Regions from separate parts of the Homo sapiens genome. Here region 2 is linked to region 1. The links are chromatin loops, found by intact Hi-C in ENCODE. Cell type or tissue: thyroid gland. All regions are shown on one strand. Each heading gives the region's core, and the rest is flanking DNA. Links, peaks and the distances in the headings are about the cores only. Region 1 overlaps SLC28A3 (solute carrier family 28 member 3). Region 2 has its middle 46 kb from the start of SLC28A3-AS1.

Evidence for each region. Peaks named below come from ENCODE experiments on the same cell type or tissue, not always from the same donor. Only the 100,000 strongest peaks of a DNase experiment are listed, where the experiment ranks them.
Region 2: a loop joins it to region 1, with 7 times the contacts of the local background. A loop is called at or near these places in 1 of 110 quality-filtered maps.

What each region holds. Positions count from the first base shown.
Region 1 is chr9:84,280,203-84,285,586 of GRCh38, forward strand. It overlaps SLC28A3 (solute carrier family 28 member 3), which reads right to left. Exons shown (of 18, transcript NM_001199633.2): 14 at 5,143-5,340; 15 at 599-680. The region is part of intron 1 of SLC28A3-AS1 (SLC28A3 regulatory antisense RNA 1); the gene reads left to right. Among named protein-coding and RNA genes, the nearest start is that of SLC28A3-AS1, 4.7 kb to the left of the region's middle. In thyroid gland, for the core only: no CTCF peak of the experiment used is centred there; no DNase peak of the experiment used is centred there; H3K27ac peaks cover 1,140 bases.
Region 2 is chr9:84,229,621-84,235,004 of GRCh38, forward strand. No RefSeq gene overlaps it. Among named protein-coding and RNA genes, the nearest start is that of SLC28A3-AS1, 46 kb to the right of the region's middle. In thyroid gland, for the core only: no CTCF peak of the experiment used is centred there; no DNase peak of the experiment used is centred there; H3K27ac peaks cover 1,766 bases.

The sequences.
Region 1 (5,384 bases), core at 149-5,148:
GGAAATTCAAGATTCAAGAACTTAGTAATAAACTCCACATACAGAGAAATTCTCTGCTGTGGGAAGAAGGGAAGAGGCTTGTTTGCCAAAAGGCTCAAAGGCTCATTCTCCACAGAAGAAAAACCTCCTAAGTTTCATCCAAAGGGCTATTTATTGAGGTCATGGCAAGGCAAAAGAGTGGCAGGAGGCATAGACTAAGGAGATGATGTGCAACTCAACTGTCACCATCTACTTCTATGCCCGTGGCAGACACCACTAAGAAATCACAGCATTCTTCCACTGGACTTCCAATGGCTCTCAGAATCCTTCTCCAGGTGCCCATCATAAACCTATTGGCATTGGCATGTAAGGTGAAGCCTACAGGTCACCCCTGGGCTGGGAGAAGCATCTGTATGTTTGAGAAAATTTTTCCTGAGGTCAGTTTGGGTGTGCAAGGGAAAACTATATTGCAGACTAGAGATTAAAAAAATAGACCCCAGAGGACTCATGACTGTTGCAAAGGCCTTTGTTTTTTCTGACATAACAGTACAGAGCAAAATGGGGATCCAAGTATGTCTATGGCACATCTGTGTTGTTGAAGAATGTTCTTTTCACTTACTGAGTCCGCCGATCACGATTCCTAGGGACCCGATATTGGCAAAACCACAGAGAGCGTAAGTGGCGATTATCTCAGAACGAATCTGTAAGCAAGCATAAACACATATGTATACACAATCTGAGCTGGCTTAACAAATCTGACATCCAACTGGGCTTCATTTTGACCATAAATTCAATATTGACAAATAAATGCACAGTCCATGGTATCAAATACCCATTACTCCCTAGACCTCTTTTACCATCTCCACTTGAATTTTGTGGGAAGATGGAAGGGGGCTGTGTGGACTCAGTGACTCTCTACAAAGGGCTTATGATTGGTAGCCTTGGCTTCTACAAATGCTGCTTCCTGGTCAATAATACCTTCTAATATTCCATATGACCTGGCCATCTGCTACAGTGTGCCAGGGACAGGACTAGTTGCTGGAGATAAAAAATTGGTCCCAGAAAATATTCACATTACATTTACTTGAAAAAGGACTTATTCAGACTATATAAAAAACTGTTATAACTCAATAAGATGACCAACAGCCAAGGAAAAATGGATGGAGATTTGAATACTTCACAAAAGCTATGCAAATAACAAAAAAGTACATGAAAAGATGTTCAACATCATTGATCACCAGGGAAATGCAAAATAAAGCCACAATGAGATACTACTATGCCTCCACTAAAATTAAAAAATACAAAGTGTTGACAAGGATGTGAAGTGACTAGAAGTTTTATACACTGCTGGTGGGACTGTAAAATGACACAGTCTGTTTGTGAAACAGTATGGAAGTTTCTTCTTAAGTTTACTTGCTCTGCCTGAATGACCCAGCAATTTTTCTAGGAGAAACAAAAACACATGCCACAAAAAGATTGTACATAAATATATATGGCAGCTTTATTAAATAGCCTCATGCTGGAAACAACTTGAATGTCATTCAGTAGGCAAATGGATAAACAATTGTGGATACCCATAAAAATGAAATGCTGCTTTGCAATAAAAAGGAAATACATGCAAAAACATGAATGCTAAGTGAGCACATGTATATGAAATTCTAGGGCTGGGTGCGGTGGCTCACGCCTGTAATCCCAGCACTTTGGGAGGCCGAGGCGGGTAGATCACTTGAGGTGAGGAGTTCAAGACCATCCTGGCCAACATGGTGAAACACTGCCTCTACTAAAAATACAAAAAACAAACAAAAAAAACATTAGCCAGGCATGATGGTGTGTGCCTGTAATCCCAGCTACTCGGGAGGCTGAGGCAGGAGAATCACTTGAACCCGGGAGGCAGAGGTTGCAGTGAGCTGAGATCGCACCGTTGCCCTACAGCCTGGGCGACAGAGTGAGACTCCATTTCAAAAATAATAATAAAAATAAAAGAAATTCTAGAATATGCAAACATAATTTACAGTGAAAGACTGGCTATTGGTTGCCTGGGACTAGGTCTTCGGATGGGGATGGGAGTGGGGTTGTTGACTACAAATGGCCATGAGGAAAACCTTTTTTTTTTTTAAAGGTGTGACAGAGATGATAGTCTATATGTCGATTATAGTTGTGGTTACACAGGTGACATCAAAACTGAGCCCTTAAGTTGGTATATAAATTATAATTCAGTGAAAAGGATATAATTTAAAAATAATTATGTTAGTAAAAATGAAATTCTCAGCTATCACAGGAGCTTCCTTATAGTCTGGCCATGGTGTGTGTACCACAACTCTGACCACTCCGTGGGAAAGTTAGGATGCCCAGTTGGAGGTAGGAGAAGGAACATCCCTTTCACGGGGCAGTCAGAGGATGGAAGATGAATTCGTGAAAGCAAGGGCGTGGCCCTGTGACTCAAGAGATGCTGCTTAGGCCAGACAATTTTTCCTCAGTTTGAGGACTGACTATAGGAAGCTCAGAAGATTCCGTGTACTCTGTTGTTCACCAGAGGCACACCCAGTCTGACAAAGGTACCCACGTGACTGAAGCAATACTTTTCCAATATTCTCAAAACCCTATGATTTTGTTCAAAGAACAAACCGAGCAATGCTACACTCATTCAAGACTCAAGTGGCCATGGTAAGATTTTTGTTGATTCCAAGGCCCCTCTTCTCTCTCATGGTTTCTGAGAACTCTCCTTTGTTGATATTTTCCATCAGCGCGCATATAGCTGACAGGAAAAAAATATTTCAAGTAGGTATGCAGTCTACCCTTCCTGGAAAAGCTGTCCTTGTTCCCCACTTTTATTCTAGTGCTTTTCATTTAGTTCAGTTCAGCTGGCTTCAAAACCAGGCATGCTTATTAAGAGATTGTGGGGAGAAAGATGACATAAGGAGCTTCAAACTCCTCTTTCCCCTTTCCAGGGATAACTGAGAAGGGGATACACAGATGTGGCCATGATGGGTTTTAGAAGAGAAAAAGGAGTCTGGGATAATTCCAGGTTGACTTTGCCCACAAATGTGCAAGATGATGTGATGAAAAGAGATGCACCGTACTAGAAAAATATTAATAACACACCTCACAGCTCTCCTTGTGTCTGCACAGGCAAAGATGCCATACGTACAGGATGGTCATTTTAACACTATCTATCTCTGATAGTGAAAAAACAGATAACTGCTTATCAGCATGGGACTGGTTAAGATGAATTACGGTGTGCTATACAATAGAATACTATGTCACAGGCACTGATGTGGAAAGGTACCTGAGACACATTATTAAGTGCAAAGGACAAGGTTAAAAACAGTGAGTATACGTTCCAGGGAGAAGAGGTCCAGAGAAATAAGAAGGATGCCTTACTTTTTCCTTTATCTTTTTTTGGACCTTTTGAATTCTATACTATGGTATGTGTTACATGTAAACAAATGAATAAAAACAGGCAAAGTATTATCTTTAGGAAAGAGAAAGTGATGCAATAAGGGGCTCATACTAGGGGCATGGGGGCTGCATAGTACTCTCCCTCTTATCTCAGATGGAGGTTGGCATGGGCATAATTCAGTGGATATCACTGGGGTTTTGCCTCACGGACCCACATGGTACGTTCTGTTCTGTGGCACCTTTTCCAGGAGACTGTTGGGATGCCCTTCTCCACTTCTAGGTTGTGAGCAAAAATTGCTGGGACTCATCTGCATTTTGTTGATTGCAAATTAGAAATTTGGAGAAACAAAATGCCTTTCCCATCATGATTCAACAATAGCAGAGGCCACTGAGCTCCTGTTACCAAATGTTCTCTCTGTGCCTGCCTTTGGTTGGGCTCACCCCTAAACTCAATCAGCTCTACTGTTCTGTCTCTACCCTCGTAATAACCTTTCCACAAAATTGCTTCGTGCTGCCAGAACGCAGAGCCCGGTTTGCTCATTAACAAAACGATTCTCTCCTGGCAACTGGCAATTGGGGATAGAAAACATTTCACTTAATTTAGCCTATTGTTTACTTTTGGCAGGGAAACAAACTGGTTTTGGTGGCATCTAAACAATGAGGATAATTGGCCAAGCTTTACTGGGAGGTTAGTTGAAGAATGAACATGCGAGAACAGGGAAATCTACAGAGTCCCTGCTCATGTCAGATGTGTTGGGTCAAAATGCCCCAGCTGTAAAATATAAATCAGTGCTCCCCAGGAGTGGGCTGTTATATTGATGTGCTATGTGGGAGTAAATCTGCAGGCTTGTTCTTTGGGAAGCTGGGAAGGATGGTAGTGTTGTTTGTGGGTGAGCAGACTCAGAACCTTAGGCAGGCTGCTTTTCCTCCCCTTTCATTTTTAAACCAAATACATGCCTGGAACATTAATTCCAAATGGATTGTTTCAATGAGTACTAGGGGTGCTCAGGAATGTTCATCATTTCCTTAAGAGTTTCCAGTGTGACAATTCTGTTCTCCAGGGAAGAAAGTTGCAAACTCAACTACAAACATGACCTCACCTGAGTTCCTCATCCCACCAAAGGCCAGGCAGATGTGAATGCCTCCTTGCAAGCTATTGACCTGAAGTCCTGACATAATTATGGGTGCTTGTCTCAAGGCTTTCAGATCACAGACTCTGAGCCTTTTCTCTCCCTCATCCACGTGGAGAGCAGTGATGATGCTACACTAACTCTCGAGGATGTCCAGGCATGTTACTTTTGGACAGTTTCTCAGAGCTCACAGAATCCATTAAGTTCAAAGGGAGAGTGCTTTAAGATCACTAGACTGTTAGCCACTAGACTATGAGGCCAGGGGCCCCATGACTTGCTATGGCCTCAGTACTCAGCGCATTGCACATAAAAGGCATTCAAAAAATTTTGGTTGATTGATTGCAGTCCCAGCTCATGTGACTCTGGGTCTGTGTCCACAGTCCTCAAAAGTAGATGATTATAGTGGCAATGATTAGCTGTGTCTACACACACACGCACACTCTAATTCAACATAACTGAAAGTTAGGAAGTGCTATGTACATTATAAGCTCCATGAGCAATGGATTTTAGGTTGTTTTGCTCTCTAATCTATCCCAGGTGCCTGGCATAGTGCTTGACACACAGAGGCATAAGTAATAGACGAATGCAGGTATGTGATGAAGAAATGTACTGAGAAATTAAAATATTTACTCACTGATATATATTGCTGCACACCGTTTACAAATTTGGGTCCACCTTCTTTCCTCAAGTGGATCCATTTTGAGAGGTGCTCATAAGCCACAAATTCATTGAAGAAGGTCTTATAACCTATGAGTCTGGCAACCATAAAGCTGTCCTGCCATTCCACTCCCATCATGAAGGAAAAGGGCATGAAGATGTAGGAGCAGATTAGCTACAGAAACCAAAAGTAGACACTTGATTAGAATAGTGATTTGC
Region 2 (5,384 bases), core at 152-5,151, 51 kb before region 1:
TAAAAAGAAGAAAATAAAAATCGGCCTTATGTACCGTAGCGGCTGCCGGCATTCATTGGTCACTTTGTCTTTTTTCTGGGTTAATACTCTACATTTTACTTGAAATGTGCTCTCTTCACTTCAGATTTGTTTTTTCATATCATTAAACATTCTTTTACAATACAGTTGATGATGTCTTGGTATGTTTTTTGTAGAAATGACACAATTCATTTAAATAATTCCCAATTGTTCAACACTTAGACTGTTTCCCAAAGTTCTCTATTTTTTCCCATTTTTGCCTTATGTGCATTTTGAAGCAGGGCTCAGAGCTTTGACTTACCTCCAAACAGAGCCAACTCCACTGTGAGTTAGAAGACATGAATGTTTCATGGAGAAACAGAAACTTAGCCATTTGATATTTGTGCTTTGTACCCATTCTCCTTTCCAGACACTGGCCTCTTCTCTCTTTTTTTCTCTTTCCCAGACAGTTTCTAAATGTCCCTTATGATGTCCAGAGTTGAGAGTCATTCATCTCTGTACACTCAGCAAAGCAAAAAGTTCTGCGGTCAGCAGAACGAACCATCTTGACGTAGCAGTTCAGGGACCATCGATTTTAACTCATATGTCCCTTGAAAGGTTCACCAAATAATTTATCAAAGTATTATGGTTATTTCCTTGAGATAAATTCTTAGAGGTGGAACTGCTGGATCAGAAAGCATAAAAAAGGGAATGTTTTCGATGACTTAGGAACAAGGGTGTCAGGTGTGTTGATTTGCTTTCTGCCAGTGCTCTTGAGAGAATGTTGATTTGACTGCAGTCATTAACTAGCTGAGATTTCGAGTAGAATTCCTCTGGTTCATTTGTCATTCTATTCCCTGTCACCGTACTTGGCAGTAGAGCATCAGAGCTCTGTCTGGGAAGTACAACCACTATGAGTGGTATGAATAAGGGATTTGTTATAAAGCTTAGACTTTATGCAACTGTGCAAGGGCTAAGCAAGTATAGTTCTGAAAGGAGATTGGGTAGCATCATAGAAAAATCACCAACAAGGGGCCATGAAGGGGAGCTGTGGTTGGCCTGAGGGAGTTGTAGGTCAGCAGGGCAGGCAGTTGGGAAGAAAAGCTGGCTGTGAAGCAGAGGGAAATAGTCAAGTAGAACGCAAAAGGGCAAACTGGAGCCTGAATCTGTGTTTCACTGATGTCTAACTCCAGTGGTGCTGATGACCTATCAAACAATCGGTGCCTTTTGCTATGGAGCTGTGCATGTGTCTGGCCCAGGACTAGTTGAAGCTGAAGGAGTTGATCTAGTGGGAGCTGAAGGAGCTGTGTGCCCTGCCTCTGCCCCATGCTAACAAGACTAGCCAGCAGATCAGCCCCTGGGGCCTCCAAGGCACTTAAAGCATAACGGCTGCTGTTATGTAGCTTCCAAACCGCATGCAAATCTTCCTTGTGTGCAATCCTCACTTGGAACCATCTGGGGAAAGGACTTTTGGGAAGCATAGCTCCAGCTTAGCTAAGTTGACAGAGTAAAACCACCACAAGCAGTGCCTGTAGGACTCAGTGCCAGGACAGAAAAGTGAATTCTAGTGAAGATAGTATTTACTATTGCCTAGGGAAGCTTACAGAGGTAGCAAAGCCAGAAAAATTTTGCTGATGTGTTTTCCTGTAAGGGAAGAAGTTTCCCAGAAGGGAAAACAAGCTCAACACTGAGGAGAGAATTCTGCAGAGAAATGTTATACTTTCTCCCATGAGAGAAATTACTGAACCAAATATTCTCAGGTCTTTTGGTAGAGGCATTGATGAGCCAATCAGAGAAGGACCATGTGTTTGTATCATTTCTCTGAAACAGACTTAGGAAGTAATCTGAGCTAACCTATGTATAAAAATCTCTGTAAAGGACATGAAAATACCCCCAATCAATAATTAGAAGCTATTGTTATTGGAGATGCTGCTAATCTTGTATCATGAAGAATTTATACAATTACAGAAGTTGAACTTGTCTGTAGCAGCAGTCCTCTTCAGAACCCAGAGAACCTATTGTATTTTATTGCACTTATGGGATATTTGTCATATGTTCCAAACACAGGCAATAAATTATAATATTAAATAATTCAAGCCAGGCATGGTAGCTCACACCTATAATCCCAGAACTTTGGGAGGCTGAGGTGGTGGACCACGTGAGGCCAGGAGTTCAAGACTAGCCTGGCCAATATGGTGAAAGCCTGTCTCTACTAAAAATACAAAACTTAGCTGGGCATGGTGGTACACACCTGTAATCTCAGCTACTTGGGAGGCTGAGGCAAGAGAATTGCTTGAACCCGGGAGGCGGAGGTTGCAGTGAGCTGAGACCATGCCACTGCACTCCAGCCTGGGCTGGAACAAAAAAAAAGAATTCGAAATGGTAGTAGTCAACTACTGAATCTCACTGCTTTGGAAGAGACCTCCAGTGGTAAACTTGAACATTTTCAAAATTTTCCTGTTTATGGCATAATTTTTTTTTCAGCTTTATTGACAACAGTGGCAGTGTCAGAGACAGCCTGATAAAAGACAATGAGGGGAGGCTCAGCCATAATAACGTAGGTGGTGGAACTCAGATGCCTCTATCTTTGTATCCTTGTTCTTATTGTGGCTATCGGTCCCCACAATACTTCTAGTCTCAGTCAGGACCGATATTCCTGCCTATTGCACTGCCTGATTCTTTGATGTTTTCCAGACACATTTTGCTCAATATAGCTGGGTTTTATCATGAGGAGTCCTTTAGAAAATCCCCAAAGGGGGTCAGACATTACTGGTACAACTCTGGAAAGATCTTTTCCATTCTAACAGCAAAAGATGAGAATTCCAGATTATCACCACTGCTCTTAGGTGAGATACACTGACCAGAGTTCTGCTTGAAAGTGACCCTAGACTGGGATTCAAAGACACCTTCCAAAACCACACCACCAAACCGAGCCACCAAGGGAGCTGCTCCTCCACAAGTGGGAGTTGCTGATCCAGGCAGCTGCCCTACAGCTGCAGCCTTTCTCCAGCCTTTCCAACAATTCTAAGAGCACTTTATATCCTTAGCAACTCCTTTGCATTTAAACTAATTTAGGTGGATACCGTTGTCTACAGTAAGGGCCCTGACTAATAAAGCAATTGGCCCTAGAATCTGAGTAGAGGAAGAGTTGGTTTTTTTTTTCTTTTTCTTTCTTTCTTTTTTGTATTTTAAACTTCACTAGCAGGAAAGAGTTGTTTTTTTCAATCCTGAGAGGGAACTAGGTTGATGGAGATTAAGGAACACAGCAGAAAGCACCTGCTTTGACATAATTTTCTTTCTCCCCGTCTTTGCTTTCAAACCAGCCATCCTGACCCTCAATTCACTGTTTGTTGTTGAGTCCTCCTGAAAGGTACGAGAAGCAGCTGCCACTTGCTGATATACTCTATTTTTTTTTTCTTAAAGCTACTAATCTGGTTGGCACCTTTCATCAAACTCCTACAAAGTGAGCCTCTGGGACCACCTGGATCTGTCTCTCTTCTGGCCCAGAATCTTTCAGACAACCAAATCTCCTCTCTTTTGGGCAGAGGATAATGTCTGAATATTCTTTTGCTTTGATTGACAGGAAATAAAGGGCACTTGAAACAGCAGGAGCTGCCTCTGGAGCTGGGTCCAGGGTTTGGTGGGGCCTGAAGCTTATGTAATTCTGGGGCCTCCTTGAAGAAAAATAGTACAAAACTACAAATACAAAATTAGTGATCAAAGTGGATCCTTAGGATTGGAAAAGAAATCACAACAAACTACAAATTTTAAAAAATTGAAAAATAACACAAGCTTCAGAAAGTGCAGAAAATAACTGAATAGGCTGATAACAACTCTACAATACTTTTTCCCCCTATGTTTTTAGCTAGATAACTCATCGTAAAGACCACAAGCAGAATTACCAAATTCATTAAAATGAAGCAGATGTGGTTCCCACGTTGCTCCATTGTCTGTACAAATTGCATTGTCCTTTCAATATCTTCCATCTTTCTTCCTTTGTTTTTCCATTTTAGAGTGGCCAATTCTCCTAATCGTCTTGATCTTTTCTATTTTATTTTTTCATGTATATTTTATCAGCTATTGTGATTCATTTTATGGATTTCCATGATTTTGACCACTATAGGATTTTAATATTTTCTTTAATATCCATTATCTTATAATAGCAAGACAACTGTTGACGCTTTGATTTTGCTAAATTTCTTTTTTCTTTTCCTCTTTTTCTTTCTTTCTTTCTTTATTTCTCTTTCTTCCTTTCCTTTCCTTTCTTTTTTTTTTTTTTTTTTTTTAAGATAGAGTCTCACTCTGTCACCCAGGCTGGAGTGCAGTGGCGCAGTCTCGGCTCACCGGCTCACTGTAACCTCCACCTCCCAGGGTTCAAGCGATTCTCATGCCTCAGCCTCCTGAGTAGCTGGGATTACAGGCATGCGCCGCCACACTTGGCTAATTTTTGTGCTTGTAGTAGAGACGGGGTTTCACCATGTTGACCAGGCTGGTCTGGAATTCCTGACCTCAGGTGATTTGCCCACCTTAACTTCCCCAGGTGCTGGGATCACAGGCATGAGCCACCATGCCCGGCCTAATTTTCATTTTTCAATTTACATTATTGACTTTCGCCAAGATGTTTCCTTCCTGCTGTATTTATTTTGGTATAATCAGTAATTCTGAACACAATATGTAAAATCTATAAAATTAATTTGAAAATAAGTTCCACATGACTGATTCAGATGCATTTTGAAATTGCCACTAAGTTGAATAGTGTTACGTAGTTAGGTAGTCAAATTACATTTAGACTACATCCATTGGTCAATTGATGAATATGTGTAGGAGTTTTGTTGCTGGAGCACTAATTTCTTCTTTTTTTTCCAGGCCATTTTTGAACATTAGTGGCAAATTTGCATGCCATCTCATCAGGAACTGTCAGACTTTGTTGGGATAGGATACATAGGATATGCTAAGATACAATCTGACACCTTGGGATGCTTTAGATGTAATATCTCACACAGCCACTGTTTGTACCACTGTTTGTGCCCCCAAAATGCAAGAATCCTGATAAATTCCATTTTGCACAATTTCCAATAAACACACAAAAAATTGTACGATAGATTTATTACTGTATCTGCTGCACTCAGTATTCCTAATAAGAGGAATTTGACCAACAGTCTTCTGCTTACAGTTTTACACATCTGATGATTAGAAGAATTTCTTAGATTGGCTTCTGGCTATGAGAATCTCAGTCTTTGTTTTTCCTCCAATACCCTCATCCTTACAGTGCCAGGTGCTGTGGGGCCATTCCATTTCCTGGCAGTGTCTGGCCAGCAGCCTCATGCCATGTCAGGTGTATTAGCACAGCAGACAGTAGGAGTATTCCTGGAAGCCATCCTTACAGA